Regions from separate parts of the Homo sapiens genome. Here region 2 is linked to region 1. Evidence: chromatin contacts called from ENCODE Hi-C or POLR2A ChIA-PET data. All regions are on one chromosome and are shown on one strand. The core of a region is the stretch at or near the end of the contact, and the rest is flanking DNA. Distances in the headings are between cores, read along the strand shown. Region 1 has its middle 21 kb from the start of RIN2. Region 2 overlaps RIN2 (Ras and Rab interactor 2).

The links. Hi-C counts contacts between places; a loop is a spot of excess contacts on that map. ChIA-PET counts read pairs that join two places held with the same protein, here RNA polymerase II (POLR2A). Pooled maps may share reads with other maps.
Region 2: a pooled map shows a loop between it and region 1 (13-fold over the local background). The contact joins two enhancer-like sites. A Hi-C loop is called at or near these places in 1 of 37 single-sample maps with no recorded cell type and 8 of 50 pooled maps. POLR2A ChIA-PET finds 5 or more read pairs at or near these places in 4 of 52 experiments (MCF 10A, PC-9, activated CD8-positive, alpha-beta memory T cell and 1 more).

The regions. Positions count from the first base shown.
Region 1 is chr20:19,734,441-19,739,493 of GRCh38, forward strand. No RefSeq gene overlaps it. Among named protein-coding and RNA genes, the nearest start is that of RIN2, 21 kb to the right of the region's middle. Within about 2 kb of position 2,776, at least 8 of the 41 ENCODE cell types and tissues checked have a DNase peak (open chromatin) inside an H3K27ac peak, as active enhancers do.
Region 2 is chr20:19,943,930-19,948,672 of GRCh38, forward strand. The region is part of intron 4 of RIN2 (Ras and Rab interactor 2); the gene reads left to right. Among named protein-coding and RNA genes, the nearest start is that of NAA20, 71 kb to the right of the region's middle. Within about 2 kb of position 1,307, at least 8 of the 41 ENCODE cell types and tissues checked have a DNase peak (open chromatin) inside an H3K27ac peak, as active enhancers do.

The DNA.
Region 1 (5,053 bases), core at 1,526-4,025:
GACTTCCCATGATGATGGAAATGTTCTTTACCTCTGCTGCTCAGTACAGTAGCCACCAGAGGCCTGTTGCCGTTGAGCACTTGCAGTGTGGCTCATGCAACTGAGGAACAAAATGTTTAACCTTGTTTATCTTTAATTTAAATCTGCATTTAAAGAACCATATGTGATTAGGGGCTCCAATATTGAGCAGAGCAGACAGAGCGTACTGAGGGGCCGACTTGGCCAACAAAGGCCCTAGAGTTTCTTCCATGGTGTAGAGAGAACATTGCTTCTGCCTTTGGCAAAGGTCATGAGGCCGTCTGCCCTGAAACAGACGGGATGCTTCAGAGCAACGGTTCTCAAAGGATAGTCCCAGAGCCAGCAGCATGAGCAACAGCATCACTGGGGAACTTGTTAGAAATGCAGACTCTCAGGCCCCATCCAGACCTCCTGAACTAGAGCCTGCATTTTAACAAGATCCCCAGGTGATTTCTGTGAATAGTCAAGTGTGAGATGAGCTGCCAGTAGCTCTCTGCTCTGCTCTTCAGAAGACAAGAAGCAGGTTGCACAGAAGCCTTGTCCAGGAGGTCACTCTATATTAAGTCAAGGGTATCCGTGTGTATTACAAGACTTGCCAAATGTGGACAGACAAGAGTTATGGAGAGCAACACATTTGAAACTGGGGATAGATTGGTACAGTTTAAAGGGCAAAAGGGTCATCTTTTAGTTCCAATAAGCCTTTGTTTTGATGGGGCAGAGGAGAAACTAGAGAGCTCAATTAAAAGATAAAGATTTAACTCAAGGTGTTTCCTACTTGATTTTCAAATTCATTCCAGTTGTTTCTTTAGAAGGGGACTCACATCAGATATCTTGCTAGTATAGAAAGTTCCTAAGCTGTACTGACAAACAAAACAGGCCTGTAGCCCTGCGACACTGTGCTTTACTTGCAAGATAAGGGGCTAAGGGAATGGGGGACAAAAAACAAAAAAAAACCTCAACCAAGAAACTCAACACATTTAAAAAAGGGGGCAGAAAATAGGACAAGGAAAAAAGTGGTTTATGTAACAGCAATTTTTTGTAATAAGTGTGGGGACGGGTCCCATCGGGACGACATTAGGCTGTTAATTTTGAAATAATCATTGGAACCCAGCTGGATAGCAGCAAGATTTGACGCCAGGAGCAAACACAGCCAGGAAGTGGAGGAGCAGATGACTCAGCCCACAGGGCACCAGAGGCGGGGATAATTTCTTTGCCCAGGGGAGTAGCAGTAGTCATCTGTTGTGTAGGCATTACCAAGTTCAATTGTGTGAGCGAGAATGGAAATCTGTTCTTCTGCAGCTTGTGAAAGAAATTAATCACAGCTCTCTGCATGACAAATTTTGGATTTTAGTTCACACAGTCCCTGAATTTTCCTTCAGGTTAAATTTTCCTTTCCTTGGGACCTCGTGTTGCCTTTACTACAGCCCAACTCTCTCTTGCCCATTTTGCACCCCAATCCAAATATAAAACAAAACAACTGGGAATTGGTTCTAAATGCCCCTTTCACATCTGCTCAGGCCATCATTACAGAATTTCATTTGCAAAAAAAAATCCAGATGAAACCAAATGAGGCATTTTATTCTGGCATTTCATTTTATTCTACATACAGATAACGACAGGGCAGTGAGGAGTTTTGGTCTGTGGCCTCTTCCCAGGACTAACAAGAGCCTGACACAAGAAAACACACCCTTGGTGCTTTTATTAATAACTTTTTTTTTTTTTTTTGAGATGGAGTCTTGCTCTGTCGCCAGGCTGGAGTGCAGTGGCTCGATCTCGGCTCACTGCAAGCTCTGCCTCCTGGGTTCAAGCGATTCTCCTGCCTCAGCCTCCTGAGTAACTGGGACTACAGGCACGCGCCACCATGCTCGGCTAATTTTTGTATTTTTAGTAGAGACAGGGTTTCACCATGTTGGCCAGGATGGTCTCGAACTCTTGACCTCTAGTGATCTGCCCACCTCAGCCTCCCAAAGTTCTGGAATTATAGGAGTGAGCCACCGTGCTCGGCCTTAATAACCTTTTATATGTTGGGTACGGTTTTTCACCTTTGTAATCCCAGTGCTTTGGAAGGTCAAAGCCAGAGGATTATTTGAGGCCAGGCTTTGGAGACCAGCCTGGGCAACATAGCAAGACCCTATCTCTACAGAAAATTTAAAAATTAGCCAGCCATGGTGGCATGCACCTGTAGTGTAGTTCTGGCTACTTGGGAGGCTCAGGCAGAAGGATCACTTATGCTCAGGAGTTCGAGGTTGCAGTGAGCTATGATCGTACCACTGCATTCCAGCCTGGGTGACAGTGTGAGACCCTATCTCTAAAAAAAGAAACTAGCAAGAAATAAAAAATAGCATAACCTCTTATAGTCCACCACCAAAACAAGGATACAGATAAAAAGTCCAAAATTGTGTGAAAGCACAATGCTCAAAAATCTTTCCAAGACTACTCTCATGGAAAACTAAAATGAGTGTAGGTTTAGATTTATTAGCTTATTAACACATTAATCAGTAAGATGGTAAATGTAGCTCAAAAAGCATGTTGAGGACATCAGGATGTATAGGTATATACAAAGACTGTGAAGAGTGCTAGATTTGAGACTAATGAATGAGCTCCAATGCAACCACACTCATAACCTCTCGCAGTCTTCATTACCTGATTCAAATGATTTGCCTTTCCCAGACAAGATACACATGTTGAAGTGTAACTTCATAAAGTGTGAGTCCTCCATCAACAGTAAAGAGTGAGTCAGAGGTGCACTCCCTTAGTTCACACAACAATCCTTGGGTGCGTCTGTTGAGCAATGTTTCAGTATGCCACTGAAAGGAGAAACTAACCTTAACCCTAACCTTAACCCTCTCTTGTCTTTATTTCCAAGTGTTGGGTAATTGTGTGAAACTCGTGCTGGTTTCAATTGAAATCATTCGTCATACATGCATGTTCACAAGTGCTTCAGCTAAGCAGGCCTGAAATGCCTTTAGTTTCCTGGAAATTTCGTTAAAAGCCTTTGTCCTTCCTAAAATGTCCCCTTTTGAAATCCTATACTTCAAAGTATCAGCCTTATACTGTATACTTATGTACAGGGTAAGATATTAATTCAAAGAAACAATGCAGGCAGCTAAATTCCTTTCATCTAAACATGCCTTTCTTCTTTCTCCTTGGTGCTACATTTCACTCAAAGCTGCAGGAAAGTATACAGGAAAAATGAGCTGAGTGTGTTCTGCAAATAGGTCAGGCTGAAGCAGGAATGTTTTCCTGTGCTGAATTAAAAGTTTTCTGTTTCATTTATCAGTAGAATTAAAAGTTCTCTGATGTTTCTCTAAGTGTCATACATATACAAAACAGTGTAAAATTGAAAAAAAAAAACCCACATGCTGTATTGTCCATTTCTGTTCTTTGGGACTCTACAGTTTAAAAAAGAAAGAAATTAAAGAATTTTGAAAATAAAAGTTATCTTCAAATATTATCTCTCTTCTTAATGAAATTTTTTACCTTTAAAGCAGATGCAGCAAAGACAAACTTTGGTTATTCTTTTTAAAGAGATATAAACTGATTTGTTTCATGCTTATATGAACCTGATTTCTCTATATTTGTTTTGCCACTTATTATAGAGGAGTATTTGCCTTTATGACTCTTTTTCTTCTTGCATGCACTAATTAGTAGTTTAAGAGAGGTGAAAGCACTTACTTTTCCATTTTTCAGTAATCTGAGTATTTTTAAACCAGTGTTTGTGTATTTTAAAAAGTGGCTATTTGTGAGCCTAAGAAAATTTCACAACACTGTTGCTGAAAGAATAATAATATGTATCACATTTTAGTGTTTAATTATCTTTTAATTTACTTTGATAACTATTCTGGGTTGAATTGTCCCCCCTCCAAAAAAAATTTATGTTAAAGTCCCATCCCTCAGAACCTGTGAATGTGACCTTCTTTGGAAATAGGGACTTTGCAAATATGATCAAGTTAAGATGAGGTCATAGGGGATTGGGGTAAGCGCTAATCCAATGACTGGTGCCCCTTCAAGAAGAGGGAAACATGGGCCGGGCACGGTGGCTCACGCCTGTAATCCCAGCATTTTGAGAGGCTGGGGCGGGTGGATCAGCTGAGGTCAGAAGTTCAAGACCAGCCTGGCCAACATGGTGAAACCCCGTCTCTACTAAAAATGCAAAAATTAGCCAGGCCTGGTGGCGTATGCCTGTAATCCCAGCTACTCGAGGGGCTGAGGCAGGAGGAGTGCTTGAACCTGGGAGGCAGAGGTTGCACTGAGTTAAGATCGCACCATTGCACTCCAGCCTGGGCAACAAGAGCAAAACTCCGTCTCAAAATAAATAAATAAATAAATAGAAGTAAATAATAAAAAGAAGAGGGAAATGTGGCCACAGACACAGAGAGAGAACGCCAGGTGACCTCGGAGGCCGAGAGTGGAGTGATGCTGCCACAAGCCGAGGAATGCCAAGGACTGCCAGCCATCGCCGGAAGCTAGGAGAGAATGGAACAGGTCCTCCCCGTGAGCCCCAAGAAGAAAACAACCCGGACTGATTACGGACTTCTGGCCTCCAGAGCTGTAAGTGAAAATGGCTCTGTTGTTTTAAGCCATCAGATTTGTGGTAATTTGTGACAGCAGCCCTGGGAAATGAGCACAGTGGTGATTCAGATCCTAACCTGAAACCATCCCAAGTTGATGGATGCACCAAGTCTTTGTAATTTGAGCTGAACTACTTACAAGAAAGAGTTATGACTATCGATAAAGGTGAGAATATTTTACAATCCTGTTTAAGCCCTCTGTGTCTATTTCCAGGGTGGGGCCATGCTATAAACAGGACAAACAGAACTCTCTGCTTTTGCTACCACTGAAAAAGCATTTCCGTGGGAGATCCATATTAGGTAGCACCTGGAGATGCCAGGACCACAAAACCACTGCCCAGCGTTACACACACATACGCCCTCCAACCCCCAGGATGGGATCAGATCCCTCTGTGATTCTGCCAAAGGCTGAGGCTGGCCACGGGTTTGGGGGATGGGGCTGAGACCAGGCGGCAGGGATGCCG
Region 2 (4,743 bases), core at 57-2,556, 210 kb after region 1:
ACTAATAGAATATTACAGAGACATGTTTAATTCCATTTCAATATCCTTTTTTTTTTTTTTTTTTTTTTTTTTTACCTATAACTAGACTCAAGTTCTGAACTTCAAAATTCTAAAGAAATATTTTTATGTCTGAAGGTGTTAAGAAATCATTGGATATCAACTTCTATGTATTTTTGAAGTTGAAGTTTTTCTGGGAATTTTTTGTTTGCTCTGTGTGTGTGTATGTCTTTAACACAAATTGGAATTTGTCCTGTGCCAAAGATTTTTAGTTGATAGATATCTTCAGTATGGGCCATTATTTTCTGTCTCTCTACATAAGGGGCCTCTGGTACTAATATTCTTCCACAAGTTGTTGATCCCAGACCCACCACCTCTCTTCTCCCAACCCCGCTAAGTCCTGGCTTCATCTCCCACCTATCCAGGCATCTTGGCTGCAGCTTGGCATTTGAGGTGTATATTTGTGTTCCTTTTGATACATGGTCAAGGATCTACTGCCCCAAGATCAGGACCATGGTGGGCACAAGACTCTTGACTTCTGTCTCATCCTTGATTCATAAGATGACCCCTGCATTGGCCTCTTGTAGCTAGAAGCCTGGGCCCTCCGGCAATGCCACATCCCAGGGTGTATCTTTCTTGCCATTGCAGCTGGTTAAGACAACAGCCTGGAAAAAGATTTTAGTCTGGCATGCAGCTGAAGGGAAGCTCCTGGAGAAGCATGATATACATGGAAATTTTAACACAAAAATATCAAGAGAAGTGGCTTTTTTTTTTCTTTTTCCATCTGAAAGTTGAGGATGGCAATACCAGAGTCCAGGTTGAGCCTAGACACTAATGGTAGATGGAGAACTCTCCTGCTTCCAGGACCTGCTGGAAGCTGGCCTGTAGAAGCTTTGGGGTTTTGCTTTCTCCCAGGTCACATGAAATGCTGCCAAAACAAGCTCCAGAGTTGTGTTAATACCACAGGATTTGTCAGTCCTAGAATGGAAACACATTGCCTTGCTTTCTTTTTGTGACTATCCAAAAATTAGAAGACGGTAAGAAGTCATCCTGAAAACTCCCATGGAGCGGAACCATTACTCATAGTTTCAAAGACAGTCCAGGCACTTAGAATCAGAAGTTCTTTTCAGGTTCTGTTTATTTGTTTTGCTAACAGATTCCTTTTTTCAGCAAGAATCCATTTTTAGACACAGGGAAACTGAGATTAAACAGTGCATGGTAATGGGTGCAGGCCTCACAGTGATGAAGGGGCAGTGCTGAGGCTCTGATTCAAGTCTGACTTGGAGTCCTCTTTCCACCTAACCGCTGAAGATTAGGAGGCTGAGGGAGACTAGAATCAGGGTTGATTCCATTGAAACTATGACATGCCTTACCAAAAATAGCATTGTGATTTCAGTGCACTCACATGGGCAGGAGGTGGGTGGCTTTGATTCCGGATAAATTGATGACTGAATGTGAAAGCCCCTGAAGCTGTGTGTGGGGTTCCCACTGGGGTTTCTTCAGACCTCATGCACTGCACCTGCCTTTATCCAAGAGCACTTTCCTGCCAGGACTGTCTACCCTCTACTTTCTCCTGCACTCAGCAGGCCACTTTTGTTGGAATCCTAAATCTCATTCTCCGTGCTGGAATAAAGCATTCTGTATTTGGAGACCTTGGATGGAGCACTGGTCTCCAATGTCTGGTATTGGTGGGCATAGAATTATTGTAATTCTACACTAAAGCTCATCACTGACTTTTCTTTTTATCTTTCTTATCATTTTTTTTTTCACTATGTAGACTGCAGGAACATCATTGACTTTTACAACCAAAGCCACTCAAAGCCCACTCCTTGCTAGTTGACTTGAGCTTAGAAGGGGTGTCCATGGGAGAAATTAATGAGCAATAAGGAAGGATTTGTTTTTCTGGAAGGATTGGAGCTGCCTCCTTTTCTTGCCCCAGAGATGGCCAAAGGCCAGGTGGCTCTTGGTAGCTGTGGTGATTTTTGCCGCCCATTTCCTGATAAGCACAGAAACAAGAACGCTTTGTCTCCTGAGGCTGGAGCTGAGCAGCGGATTCTATTTGTTAGGGGGCCTCAGAAAGAAACTGCCCAGTGCCCCTAAGAATATTTCTCCCTGCCCGCTAAGCTCCTCCTCTTCCGTAAACCTTGCTGTCTGCAGATCACCTCCTCCTCAGGCCCCTGGTCATGCCTAAAGCAGACCTTTTATTAATTCCTGCACAGGGCTAGGCCTGAATATGGGCTGGGGATGAGGCCAGGCTAGTAAGGGAGAGAAGTCTGACCAGAGTGGAATGGGGTAGGGGCCCTGGAGGTGTGGGGACAGTAGGGAAGGAATGTGATGGGCCACAGATTACTTGCAGCTGAAAGAGATAAGGGATGAGGATTTGAACCCAGTTTGACAGGTAGGTAGGTAGGAGCCAGATATGGCAGGAGACATTCCAAGTAGCTTGAACTCAGTAATGAGGAAGCTGAGCAACAGCATGTAGATGTATCTACAGGATGATCTTCCCAGGCCGGCGCCGGGGTTCACACCTGGAATCCCAGCACCACTTTGAGAGGCCAAGGTGGGAGGATTGATTGAGACCAGGAGTTCGAGACCAGCATGGCCAACATGGCGAAACCCCGTCTCTACTAAAAATGCACATATTAGTCTGGCATGGTGGCGCTTGCCTAGCTGCTCGGGAGGTTGAGGCACAAGAATTGTCTGAACCTGGGAGACAGAGGTTGCAGTAAGCCGAGATTGTGTCACCACTGCACTCCAGCCCTGGGTGACAGAGCAAGATTCTATCTCAAAAAAAAAAAAAAAAAAAAGGGAAAAGCAAATTCAGCTGGGTGCGGTGGCTCACACCTATAATCCCAGCACTTTGGGAGGCCGAGGTGGGTGGATCACCTGATGTCAGGAGTTCGAGACCAGCCTGGCCAACATAGCAAAACTCTGTCTCTACTAAAAATACAAAAATTAGCTGGACGTGGTGGCGCACGCCTAAAGTCCCAGCTACTCAGGAGGCTGAGGCGGGAGAATTGCTCGAACCCAGGAGGTGGAGGTTGCAGTGAGCCGAGATCGTACCACTGCACTCCAGCCTGGGTGTCAGACTGTCTTAAAAAAAAAAAAAAAAAGCAAATTCAGTATCTTTACCATAATTAGGAAACACACTGAATACATATAACCATTAAAATAAGTAATGGCCATTAAAATTAAAACCATGCCTCCATGGATTACCTTGATGTATCCATCACTTTTTGGGAAACATTGTCAGTTTCTAACAACATTGAGATATTACAAAATATCAAAATTGGGCTAGGCATGGTGGCTTGTGCCTGTAGCCCCAGCTACTCAGGAAGCTGAGGCTGAGGCAGGAGGATCACTTAAGGCCAGGAGTTTGAGACCAGCCTGGGAAACACAGCAAGACCCCATCTCTAAAAAAGTATTTTTTAAAATTAAAAATTTAAATATCAAAATTAACCTACACTTTTCCACCATTAGAGCTTTATTTTGTTTTTGAGTTTTCCACTTAGTAGCAAAACTACAGTTCTTTATGTTTGGGAGACAAACAAGGTAATGAATCTTAAACCATAATTTAGTCAGAGTCAAAAGTAATATGGAACCTGAGTTCTGCTTTTGTTGTTGTTTTTGTTTATTGATAAGAACTTATCACATGATAATTAGCCCATTGTCTTCATTCTGTAACCACTTATTAAACACTTACCATGTAAACAATGAGAAACTTTGTTTTCATAAAAGTCTAGGAGATTCCCGGAAACCTTCAGGGAACGAGCCCTCAGGCTTCAAGAAAAGCCAGGATTTTTCGTAAAGACTGTTTTCAGGGAGTGCCTGGCCAGAAAGGTGAGACTTGCAAGGAGAGACATGGGCGGAGCCTGCCGCTCACTCCTTCAAATCCCAGGTCTGGGGCAGTCCTTGTAGATTCCACCAGGATTGGCCTGGGAAAGCCGGCAAAGCAAGCAGGTGTTGCTCTTCCAAGAGGAGAGTTCTCCATACCTTGTGGAGCCTGACATGGGAGAGAAAGTCCTGTCTAGGGCCAGGGTTTGGGGAACTGAGATACAAGCCGAAAGCCAAGCTGCTTTTGAGAAACTGTGATAATCCTTCCTCCAACTAACTGCTGACCCAGTCATCCCAGTGTCTCCAGATGACTCATGTAAGTAGAAGCAAACAGGGTACCTTGATAAAACACAAGGGTAGACCACAGATGGTTCCAGCTCCAAGGCAGATGTGATACTGACAGTGCTGAGACACAGCTGCTCGCACAGACACACGGAAGGGAGCCAGAGAACTATGGAACTTCCCCTAGGAAAGCATCATTTGACTTACGGGCCACAACCACCTTATTTATCTCCATAGGGGACTTGCCATTCATTCTATGAGGGGTTTTCAGATATTGTTAATTAACTAAACCAATCCCATCCTAGCTGAATTATGATCTAACAGTCTGCTATAGACTGGAAAAAAATATATACATATACATATTTTTTTGGAGACGCAGTATCCATCTGTCTCCCAGGCTGGAGTGCAGTGGCGTGATCTCGGCTTACTGCAACCTCCGCCTCCCAGGTTCAAGCCATTCTCATGCCTCAGCCTCCCGAGTAGCTGGGACTACAGGAGCGCGCCACCACACCCAGTTAATTTTTGTACTTTTAGTAAAGACAGGGTTTCACCATGTTGGCCAGGCTGGTGGAAAAATCATAGTACATTTTAAATATTTGTTTGAAATCACTTTTGTTCTTAAAAAAAATC